2 separate regions of the Homo sapiens genome follow, and region 2 is linked to region 1. A link is a contact called in ENCODE Hi-C or POLR2A ChIA-PET data. All regions are on one chromosome and are shown on one strand. The core of a region is the stretch at or near the end of the contact, and the rest is flanking DNA. Distances in the headings are between cores, read along the strand shown.

Region 1 (5,566 bases), core at 1,666-4,165:
CCCCTGATTTAGGGAAGGGGCCTGTGACTTTGTATATTTAACAAACACTCAAGGTTATTCTGTTACAGGAAAGTCTGGGAGACACAGATAGGTTTCAAAATGAGGAAATAGAGGCCCAGATAGAGGGAATGTCTTGCTCAAGGTGGAACTGGTCAGTCAGGCAGAACTGGGAATAACATCTAGATTTCCCAACTCTGTTAGGCCAATGAAAGTTTTTTGCACAGCACAAAGATCACTTATGAAATTTAAGTTCAAGATACAACAAGACACAAAACATAAAAGCAGATGCCAGGCCAGACATCTATTAGGAGCACCAGATGTACCTGGGACGAACTGGTTACTGTGACTGATCACTAAACTCAGCAACCAAGGGCTCTGGCAGCCAAGTCTGCAGCAGAAATGGGTTGGGTTATTCCATTCCATTCATGGGGTCCAATAAAGTGATGCATAATAATTTCATTTGATAAGAAAAGTTTTTTCCTTTAACAAATTTTAAAATCTTCCAAACCCTCAGCTTCCTATTATGATAATTACAAGAGAATACGAAAAATAAGGATGGAAAAAAAATGGTAAAAGGAGAGATCTATCCTGTCCCAGTGAGAATGATTTCTTCAGTATAATTTATCTCCTGTGGGTAGTCTGGAGTCTCCACCCTCTCATAGGCCCTCAATGACTATGTGTTTGAAGGGCCTTCAGGATAGACTTCTTGAAAACAGATCTTTCTCTGATAGTGCCTAACATTCTTCACAGTGTGGGCCATGAGGCCTGAAAAGGACAAGCACGGTGAGACCCATGGCGAGTTGTAGGACCCTCTGGGCCTTTGTGGCCCACCTGGGAAGGGGAATGTATTAGTCTGTTCTCATGCTGCTAATAAAGACATGCCCATACTGGGTAATTTATAAAAAAAAGAAGTTTAATAGACTCATAGTTCCACATGGCTGGAGGCCTCACAATCATGGAGGAAGGCGAGGAGCAAAGGCACGTCTTACATGGCAGCAGGCAAGAGGGAATGAGAGCCAAGCGAAAACGGTTTCCCCTTATAAAACCATCAGATCTCATGAGACTTATTCACTACCATGAGAGCAATATGGGGGAAACTGCCCCCATGATTCAATTATCTCCCACCGGGTCCCTCCCACAACACGTGGGAATTATGGAAGCTACAATTCAAGATGAGATTTGGGTAGGGACACAGCCAAACCATATCAGGGAATAATAAAGCCATAACCTCCTGAAGGGGGTGGGTGTGATGCCCTCCTGAGCCCCTGCAGCTAGAGCATCTGTGACGCACTGCCCAGCTAGTCTGGGCAGGAGCAATGTGTTGGAGTTTGTGCACATGTGTGTGTGCTGGGCGTGCGATGAGCACCCTGCCACACATGTGGGAGCTCAGATGCCACACTCTTCCAGAGCTGTGCCACAGTTTGACTGATCTGTGACTGCAACCGCTCCAGCAAAGCTGGACTCTTGGGGAAAGAATTTTCTCTTCCCAAGCTTGCTGTGTGGGCCCGTGGGGAGACACACAATTGCCTTTGTCATTTGTTCTTCCTGTGTGGGGACAAAAGCCCTTTCACTTGCTGTGGAATGTACAAGAAGTTCTGTGCCGAAGGGCTGCCAGGCGCTGGCCTGGAATCCGACAAACAAGGAGGAGTTGGGGAGATGGCCGTTTCAGCCTGAGGCCCCCCACCTCCTGGTCCTGCCATGCATCTGTGTGGTCGGGGACTGCCAAGAGGGTCCCCACCGTCTGCTTCTTCACCACTGTGTGCACCTGCATCACTGCCACAACCCTGTCTTAATCATGGCCTGAGACACTGCAGCCTGCCACAGGCGGGCACTGTGCCAGGCATGGGTTTTGTCAACTCATTCAACCCTCCCAACGAATGCTGTTATTCCCACTTTGCAGCAGAGGGAACTGACCTTCAGAAGGGAGGGTCTGGGAGGACAGTGCTGAGACTGAAACAGAGGGGCTGGGACATGGTAGGAGGAACAGGACACCACAACCCCTCACCCTGCACTCACAGCTCTAGGGCAGAATGGAGCCTCAACCCTGGGTGTTTATGCTGTGAGCTGAAGTTTAAGCAAAACAAAAATAGAGAACTTAGGTGGGGTTGGGGTGGGGGTAGAACCCGCCAACACGAAACGTCATCGTGGTACAAGTGGCCTTTTCTCATTGCTATTTACATCCCCGGGTGTTTCTATCAGCCCAGAGCCAGAGACTCACCACAGAGCAACCTGTTGCCAGAATGCTGTGGGGGCTGCGCTATTTTAGGAGCAAAGTTTTCCCAGGTGGCTATATTGTCTGCATTTTTCTCACCAGGGTAGGACAATTCATAGAGCCACTAAAGCCAACCACAGTGTTGAACTCTGCTCTAATTTTAAAATGTAAATGAGCAAGCACCAATGGGAAGTGGCCAGGAGCAGACCAGGGCAATCAGCTCCCAGGGGAGCCCCAAGCGTCAACTCCCAGGTAGGGGGTAAGGGTGAGGCCTGCTGGGTGGGGAGTGGACTAATACAGAGGGCTGGGAAAGAAATGTGTGTGTCTAAAAGCAATTTGCATTAGGCCTTTCAGAGCCCAAGTCTGTGGGTTGGCTTGCACAATCTTGCAATCTTACAAGCAAGAGAGGAAGAAAGGAGAGAGGGGAGCCAGGGGAGAAGGGTGTGGGGATCAGACAGGCTTTTGTATGTGATCTTGTTTAAGCAAGACTCTTATCAAAGAGTAATCCTAAACTTTGCGCTTTCTTATCACCCAGCTCCCTGGGGAATGGGTAGGTGACTTTTGAGTTCCACAAGGGAGGATTAATTGCCTGTTAGAGATCAGAGCTCCAAGTAAGCAGATAAGGTTGATAGAGGTGGGTGGGGTGTGGTGGTTTACTTATGTCCCGTGGAGATGTTCTTTGCTCTTATTATCTAGATTCACGTTTTCTGTGCACAAGCCGAACACTGAGGGCTGAGGAGAAAGCTGCCGTCTAGTGAACAGAGCAGCATTGGAGGGTGTGCCTGCTCTGTGCCCCATGCTGCAGATGCTGAGCAGGGGTTGGGATATCAAAGAATGAAGGAATGAGCCATGCTGCACTGTTCAAGAAGGTCCAGTTCTGTGGTGGTTGTGTGAATACAGGACATTCTTTTCTTTCTTTTTTCTTTTTTTTAGACTGGGTCTCATTCTGTCACCCAGGCTAGAGCGCAGTGGCAAGATCCTCAGGCTTCCATAACAACTGTGAAAGTACTGACTGAGTAGTTAAGTTAAATATTAAAAGCTGAAAGGGCCAGTGCCCTTATACAAAGACTGGAATGTAACAAAAGCCCACCAAGAGTTTTGCCTAGGCCTTTCCTGGGCCTTAAAGCGTGACAAAATAATGGAGGAATTCTTAACAGGATCCATTTAGGATTAAACAAATTTTATTGGGGGTCTGAAGAGACTCCCCAGGCCTCCACAGACAAGTTTATTGGGGTCCTGAAGGAACTCCCCAAACGTCTGTGATTTAGCAGGAGACAAGAGTAATCAGCTGGGCACAGTGGCTCATGCCTGTAATCCCAGCACTTTGGGAGGCTGAGGCGGGTGGATCATCTGGGTGGATCACCTGAGGTCAGGAGTTTGAGACCAGCCTGGCCAACATGGTGAAACCCCGTCTCTACTAAAAATACAAAAACTAACTGGGCGTGCTGGTGCACACCTGTAGTCCCAGCTACTCGGCAGGCTGAGGTGGGAGGATCACCTAAGCCTGGAAGGTCAAGACTGCAGTGAGCTGTGATCGTGCCACTGCACTCCAACCTGAGTGACAGCAAGACACGGTCTCCAAAAATAAAAAATGAAAAAAAAAATTTAAAAAGTTTAGTGAGGAAAGAGTGTAACAATTGTTGTGTATCAGTTCTCCACATGTCTCCAAAATTTGGCTCCAGAATTCTGACTTTCAGTTGAGGCTAGAAGGTGGCAGGATAAGCCGGGCATGGTGGCTCACACCTGTAATCCCAGCACTTTGGGAGGCCGAGGTGGGTGGATCATGAGGTCACGAGTTCGAGACCAGCCCGGCCAAGATGGTGAAACACCGTCTCTACTAAAAACACAAAAATTAGCTCGGCATGGTGGCATGTGCCTGTAATCTCAGCTACTCAGGAGGCTGAGGCAGGAGAATCGCTTGAACCCGGGAGGCGGAGGTTGCAGTGAGCCGAGATCGTGCCATTGCACTCCAGCCTGGGTGACAGAGCGAGACTCCATCTCAAAAAAAAAAAAAAAAAAAAAAAAAGAGAAGGTGGCAGGGTATAGCCTTATGTCCTTGTGGGGTCACTTTGAGGGATTGAGGGAGGAAGTCTTTGCCCATGAGAGTAAAGGGAGAAGCTTCCGGGAGAAGCTCATGAGTCAGGAGCTGGTGGAGGGGCTGGGATCCACAGGCCTCTGAAAAACACCTTGTACACGAAGGAAATATATCAAGCTGTTTTAAAAGATTATCTCAATTTCGTAATTATGGATTATTTTATTTTCTTCCTGTGCTTTTCAGGATTTTCTTAATCTTCTACAGTGAAAAATAACCAGAAGAAACTTTTTTTTTTTTTTTTTTTTAAGAAAAGAGCAGCACTTTTTGGAGTAAGAGGAAAGCAGTACTGAGTTCACAACTGCTACTAGAAGGAAGCTGGTCAGGGAGGGGACTCAGACAAGGTGCTGCAAGTCCCAGTCTTAATGTAAAGCAAATCTTAATGGAGAGAGGTTCTCTTTGTGGAGGCCAGGGAAGCTCCATCAAGCAGCCTGTGTAGGCAGTCCTGACTGTTGAATACTGATGTAGTGTGGAAATTAAGAGGATTCAGGAGTCATACAGAACTGGGTTCAAATTCTCACTGTACGGCCGGGCGTGGTGGCTCATGCCTGTAATCCAAGCACTTTGGGAGGTCCTGGTGGGCAGATCACTTGAGGTCAGGAGTTCAAAACCAGCCTGGCCAACATGGTAAAACACCGTCTCTACTAAAAATACAAAAATTAGCCGGGCATGGTGGTGCATGCCTGTAATCCCAGCTACTCGGGAGGCTGAGGCAGGAGAATTGTTGAACCCAGGAGGTAGAAGTTGCAGTGAGCTGAGATCGCATCACTGCACTCCAGGCTGGGTAACAGAGGGAGACTCTGTCTAAAAAAATAAAAAAATAAAAAATTCTCACTGTACAGTTGACGATTTGTGTGTCCTTGGCAGACCATCTACCATCTCCAAGCCTCAGCTTCCTCACTTGCCACAACATTGCAATATCTTTTAAGGTAGCAAATACTCAATAAATGCTAGCTATCCTTATCATGGAGATTTAGCCTTTCAAACATCCCAGGGATAGGAAATTGCAAAAAGATTCTGAGCCTCCACCATGGGTATTTCACTAGCCTTGTCAACCAAACAAAACCAGAAGGGAACAGGTTGCAGGCAGGCTTGCAGGGAGATGGAAGCCTCAGTTCCATGAGGTCACTCAGCTATACACAAGCTGTATTCCAATGTTGCACTTTTACATTCCATTCTGAATGTCAAATTCTCTGGGTAAAGTTTGTGGTCCAAAAGCTCTAATTAGGTGAAGGCAGAATAATGGTAAACATTTTCACAGT
Region 2 (5,566 bases), core at 1,119-3,618, 44 kb before region 1:
TAGTAGGGCTGGGCTCAGTGGCTCATGCCTGTAATCCCAGCACTTTGGGAGGCTGAGGCGGGTGGATCACTTGAGGTCAGAAGTTCAAGACCAGCCTAGCCAATATGGTGAAACCCCATCTCTACTAAAAATACAAAAATTAGCTGGATGTGGTGGCGTGCGCCCATAGTCCCAGCTACTCGGGAGGCTGAGGCAGAAGAATTGCTTGATCCCAGGAGGTGGAGGTTGCAGTGAGCCGAGATCACGCCACTGCACTCCAGCCTGGGTGACAGAGTGAGACTCTGTCTCAAGGAAAAAAAAAAAAAGAAAGAAAGAAAGAAAGAAGAAGTTTGAGACCAGCCTGGCCAACATGGTAAAACCCTGTCTCTACTAAAAACACAAAAATTAGTCAGGTGCGGTGGTGCCCACATGTAGTCCCAGCTACTGGGAAGGCTGAAGCAGGAGAATGGCTTGAACCTGGGAGGAAGAGGTTGCAGTGAGCCAAGTTCGTACCACTGCACTCCAGCCTGGGCAACACAGCAAGACCCTGTCTCAAAAACAACAACAACAACAAAAAGGCTGGGCATGGTGGCTCATGCCTGTAATCCCAGCACTTTGGGAGGCCTAGGCAGGCGGATTACCTGAGGTCAGGAGTCGAGACCAGCCTTACCAACATGGAGAAACCCCGTCTCTACTGAAAATACAAAATTAGCTGGCCGTGGTGGCACACACCTGTAATCCCAGCTACTCAGGAGGCTGAGGCAGGAGAATCACTTGAACTAGGAAGGCAGAGGTTGCAGTGAGCCAAGATTGTGCCGTTGCACTCCAGTCTGGGCAACAAGAGCAAAACTCCGTCTCAAAAAAAAAAAAAAAAAGAGTAAGTGGTTTAGGCCAGGCATTATGACTCATCCCTGTAATTCCAGCACTTTGGGAGGCTGATGTGGGAGGAACACTTGAGCCCAGAAGTTTTTTTTTATTTTTTTTTGTTTTTAATTTTTTACCTAATCCCAAATGTGATTGGAGAGCCCAGGAATTTGAGGCCAGCCTGGGCAACACAGTGAGACCCTGTCTTTACTAAAAATTAAAAAAATTGGCCAGGCATGGTGGTTTATGCCTGTGGTCCCAGCTACATGAGAGGCTGAGGCGAGAGGATGGCTTGCACCTGGGAGGTGAAGGTCAAGGCTGTAGTGAGCCATGATCATGTCACTGCACTCCAGCCTGGGCGGCAGAGCAAGACCCTGTCTCGGGAAAAAAAAAAAAAAAAGAAATCTTACTTAGTAGTTTGTTAATTCAGCTTAACACATATGAAGGAAGAGAAAAGAACACGAAACATTTGGTAAGTACAATGTGATTTCTTTCATATTATCTCACTTAATCTTCACAGAAACTGTGAGCTAGGTATCATTTATTTTTATTTTACAAATGAGAAAACTAGTTAACCAAAATTAAGTAAAACCCAAGATCCTATTGTTGGTGTTGGTGAATGGTGGCCATAAATCTTGATCCTAGGTCTGTGGGACTCTAAATCCCACACCCTTTTAGTATACCACATAGCCTCGGTGCTGTCAACCTTGAAGTTTACCTCTCAAGAGTCAAAACTTAGAGAAATATTTATTTGAGTATCAGATAAGCTTTGGTACTTAATAACTTCTAGTCAATTCCAAAAGAAGCTTGTAGTTAGCTGCTTATCCTTACAGAGGGCATTCATTCTTTGAAATGTGTGGCGGACTTCCTCTCCGAATGGCTATAAAATATTTCGTACTTTGCTTATGTCTTATAAAAACGCCCATTAGAATGAAAGTAATAAACCAGCCAAGCCCTTGTAACTATAGGAACCTTCCCTGTCTGCTTCCTGTTGGAGGCTGCTGAAGGATAGAGGCCTCTGACTCATGGCCATGACCTCTCCACTCACTTTGGGTTCCTGCTGACTTCTGAATCCCACCCATCACGCTACCAAGCGATTTCTAGGAAAGCATGCTGCGATTATGTACATGAGGCCCTTACCGTGTAACCCAGGCAGAGGTGTGTTTGTGTACAGATCACTCAGAATTCAGAAGCTCTGTCGGTTGTGAATCCAGGGCCACACCACTGCAACCCATTCCCACAGGATTCTTGAGGGCAATTTTAGGTGAGAACTTGAGTTAATAAAGCCATCTGGTTACCTCAGAAATTGTTTGTCTCTGCTCCCCTGCTTTGGTTCTCGTTGCAATTGCAATTAGATAATTGAGATCTGCAAGTATTTCTGAAAGTGGAGCAGTCAGCAGAGCGCACTGGCTCCCAGTCACCACTCAGCGCTGAGTGTAGCCTTGGATGAGTCATTTGTCCCCCAAAGCCAGATGGGAATTCACTCTCATGCGGCTCTGGCTTGGGTTCTGGCTTGGTTTGTGAAGACTATGCTACAGATAAACTCTGGTTGTGTCAAGATGCCCTTTAACCTATCTGGGTGTTCCTCTGCCCCATCTCACAGGTGCCCAGCCCAGTGGACTCATCTGTTCACTGGCCTCACTGAGGGGTCTGCCTCATCAGCATCCCCACAGTGGGGCTCCGGCTTCTCTAGCTCTGTCCCTGGATACAATCCTAGACCTGAACTGTCTGCTAGGAAACTGTTAGAGAGACAACGTGCTAGTGAGTTACACCTCGAAGGTTAGGTATTTAGATTCTAATAGAGGCCTTCTGGAGACAAAGTTTGTGTTTCTTTGGTTTTGTTTTGTTCTTTGTGTTTTCGTTGTTGTTGTTATTGTTTTTTGTTTTGAGACAAGATCTTGCCTTATCACCCAGGCTGGAATACATTCGTATGATCTTGGCTCACAGCAACCCCCACCTATTGGGTTCAAGTGATTCTCGTGCCTCAGCCTCCCGAGTAGCTGGGACTACAGGCACACACCACCACATCTGGCTGATTTTTGAATTTTTAGTAGAGATGGAGTTTCGCCATGTTGGCCGGGCTGGTCTTGAACTCCTGGCCTCAAGTGATCCGCCCGCCTCAGCATCCCAAAGTATCGGGATTACAGGTATGAGCCACCGCACCCGGCCACGTTTGTTTGTTTTTGAGACAGAGTCTCACTCTCTTGCCCAGGCCGGAGTCCAGTGGCACACTCACAGCTCACTGCAGCTTCAGCCTCTTGGGCTCAAGCAATCCTCCTGCCTCAGCCTCCCAAGTAGCTGGTACGAAACACCACGCCTGGCTAATTTTTTATTTTTTGTAGAAACAGGGGTCTCACTATACTGCCCAGGCTGGTCTCAAACTCCTAGGCTCAAGTGATCCTCCCCCCTCGACCTCTCAAAACGCTGGGATTACAAGTGTGAGCCACCACATCTGGCCTGGAGACAACATTTTATCTAAAAAAAGCAAGCGAAGCCCGGGCAACACGGTGGAACCCCATCTCTACAAAAAATACAAAAATCAGCCAAGAGCAGTGGCTCACGCCTATAATCCCAGCACTTTGGGAGGCCGAGGTGGGCAAATCACCTGAGGTCGGGAGTTTAAGACCAGCCTGACCAACATGGAGAAACCCCATCTCTATTAAAAATACAAAATTAGCTGGGCATGGTGGCACATGCCTGTAATCTCAGCTACTAGGGTGGCTGAGGCAGGAGAATCGCTTGAACCCAGGAGGTGGAGGTTGCAGTGAGCCAAGATCACGCCATTGCACTCCAGCCTGGGCAACAAGAGCAAAACTCTGTCTCAAAAAATAAAAATAAAAAATCATCCAGGCGTGGTGGCTAATGTGGTGGTGCCTGTGGTCCCAGCTACTCAGGAGGCTGAGGTAGGAGGATCTCTTGAGCCTAGGAGGCTGAGGCCGCCATGAACCATAATCACACCACTGCACTCCAGCCTGGGCAAGAGAGCGAGACCCTGTCTCAAAAAAATAAATACATGGCCGGGCACGGTGGCTCACACCTGTAATCCCAGCACTTTGGGAGGCCGAGGTGGGCAATCACCTGAGGTCAGGAGTTTAAGACCAGCCTGGCCAACATGGTGAAAACCCATCTCTACTAAAAATACAAAAAAATTAGCCACGCATGGTGGCGGACACCTGTAATCCCAGCTACTTGGGAGGCTGAAGCAGGAGAATTGCTTGAACCTGGGAGGCAGAGGTTGCAGTGAGCTGAGATCACGCCACTGCACTCCAGCCTGGGCAACAAGAGCAAGATTCTGTCTCAAAAATAAATAAATACATACATACATACATACATACATACGTAAATAAAAATAAAAGAAGTAAGCAATAGTGGAGGCTCTAAGGCACAGAAGCATGTCTTTGAGAGACATATTTCAGGCATCAGAGCCTTTTAGGACCTTTCTAATCACTGTAATGAAGCACAGGCTCGTATGGTATTAATTTGTAACTTATTTACTTTTTTTTTTTTTTTTTAGTCAGAGTCATGCCCAGGCTGGAAGTGCAATGGCACAATCATGGCTCCCTACAGCCTCAACCTCCCAGGCTTAACCAATCTTCCCACCTCAGCCTCCTGAGTAGCTGGGATTACAGGCAAGCGCTACCACACCCAGCTAATTTTTGTGTTTTTTTGTGGAGACGTGGTTCCGTCATGTTGTCCAGGCAGATCTCAAACTGCTGAGTGCAAGTGATCCTCCTGCCTAAGCCTTCCAAAGTGCTGGGATGACAGGCGTGAGCCACTGTGCCAAGTCAGATCCTGTTCTTGAGAAGCTTCCATCCCAGTTGGGAGGGATCAGACATACACATAAAGTTAAAAAATAAATAACTACATATTAATATCAGGCAATAGTACCAGAGTGCAGCATTGAGCTTTTCAGAAGAAAGAGACATCATGGTTCCCAAAAGTATCATAAGGGTACCGTGGGGGCCCATGGGGTTGAGGGAGTACATAAAAACATCCAAAAGTGTTGGAGGGAAAGTTCATTGCTTTCCTTTCAGAGCTCCCAAATTTAAGTCTGGATACTGATCTTTTCCTGAACACCAAAAAGAATGATTGTTATTTGAAAGCATTCATGGCAGACCAATGAGTAAACATTTTAGCTGAGAGAGCACTTTGGCTAATAATTAAGCATTATTTTTACTGTACTTTAGATTCCCATGCAAGTCTATTTTAGCAACTTGTAATAATTTGACATTAAACTACAACATTTCAGTGATTTGTGATGTAATAGCTAACATGTATGCATTAACTCACTTAATGCTCTTGCCAACCCTAAAGTTTATGTCAAAACTTTAAATGTTTACTTCTGCATCAGACAAACTATAGCACTTAATAACTTCTGATTGATATTGATCCCAAAAGAAGTTTGTAATTGAGGGCTCATCTTTTTTTTTTTTTTTTTTTAATGAGACAGAGTGTCTCTCCACACCTAGATTGGAGTGCAGTAGTGCTGTCTTGGCTCACTGCAACCTCTACCTCCCAGGTTCAAGTGATTCTAGTGCCTCAGACTCCCGGGTAGCTGAGACTACAGGTGCATGCACTATGCCTGACTGCTTTTTGCATTTTTAGCAGAGACAGGTTTCCACCATGTTGGCCAGGATGGTCTCAAACTCCTGGCCTCCAGTGATCCGCCCGCCTTAGCCTCCCAAAGTGCTGGGATTAGAGGTGTGAGTCAAGGGCTCATCTT

The links. Hi-C counts contacts between places; a loop is a spot of excess contacts on that map. ChIA-PET counts read pairs that join two places held with the same protein, here RNA polymerase II (POLR2A).
Region 2: POLR2A ChIA-PET joins it to region 1 with 17 read pairs in activated CD4-positive, alpha-beta T cell. The contact joins two enhancer-like sites. A Hi-C loop is called at or near these places in 2 of 168 maps with a recorded cell type or tissue (breast epithelium and naive thymus-derived CD4-positive, alpha-beta T cell). POLR2A ChIA-PET finds 5 or more read pairs at or near these places in 8 of 52 experiments (Caco-2, H1, HepG2 and 4 more).

Annotation. Positions count from the first base shown.
Region 1 is chr2:47,307,265-47,312,830 of GRCh38, reverse strand. The region is part of intron 3 of EPCAM-DT (EPCAM divergent transcript); the gene reads left to right. Among named protein-coding and RNA genes, the nearest start is that of BCYRN1, 25 kb to the left of the region's middle. RefSeq lists enhancers at 1,710-1,779, 3,040-3,229. Within about 2 kb of position 2,915, at least 22 of the 41 ENCODE cell types and tissues checked have a DNase peak (open chromatin) inside an H3K27ac peak, as active enhancers do.
Region 2 is chr2:47,351,058-47,356,623 of GRCh38, reverse strand. No RefSeq gene overlaps it. Among named protein-coding and RNA genes, the nearest start is that of EPCAM-DT, 8.8 kb to the right of the region's middle. Within about 2 kb of position 2,368, at least 9 of the 41 ENCODE cell types and tissues checked have a DNase peak (open chromatin) inside an H3K27ac peak, as active enhancers do.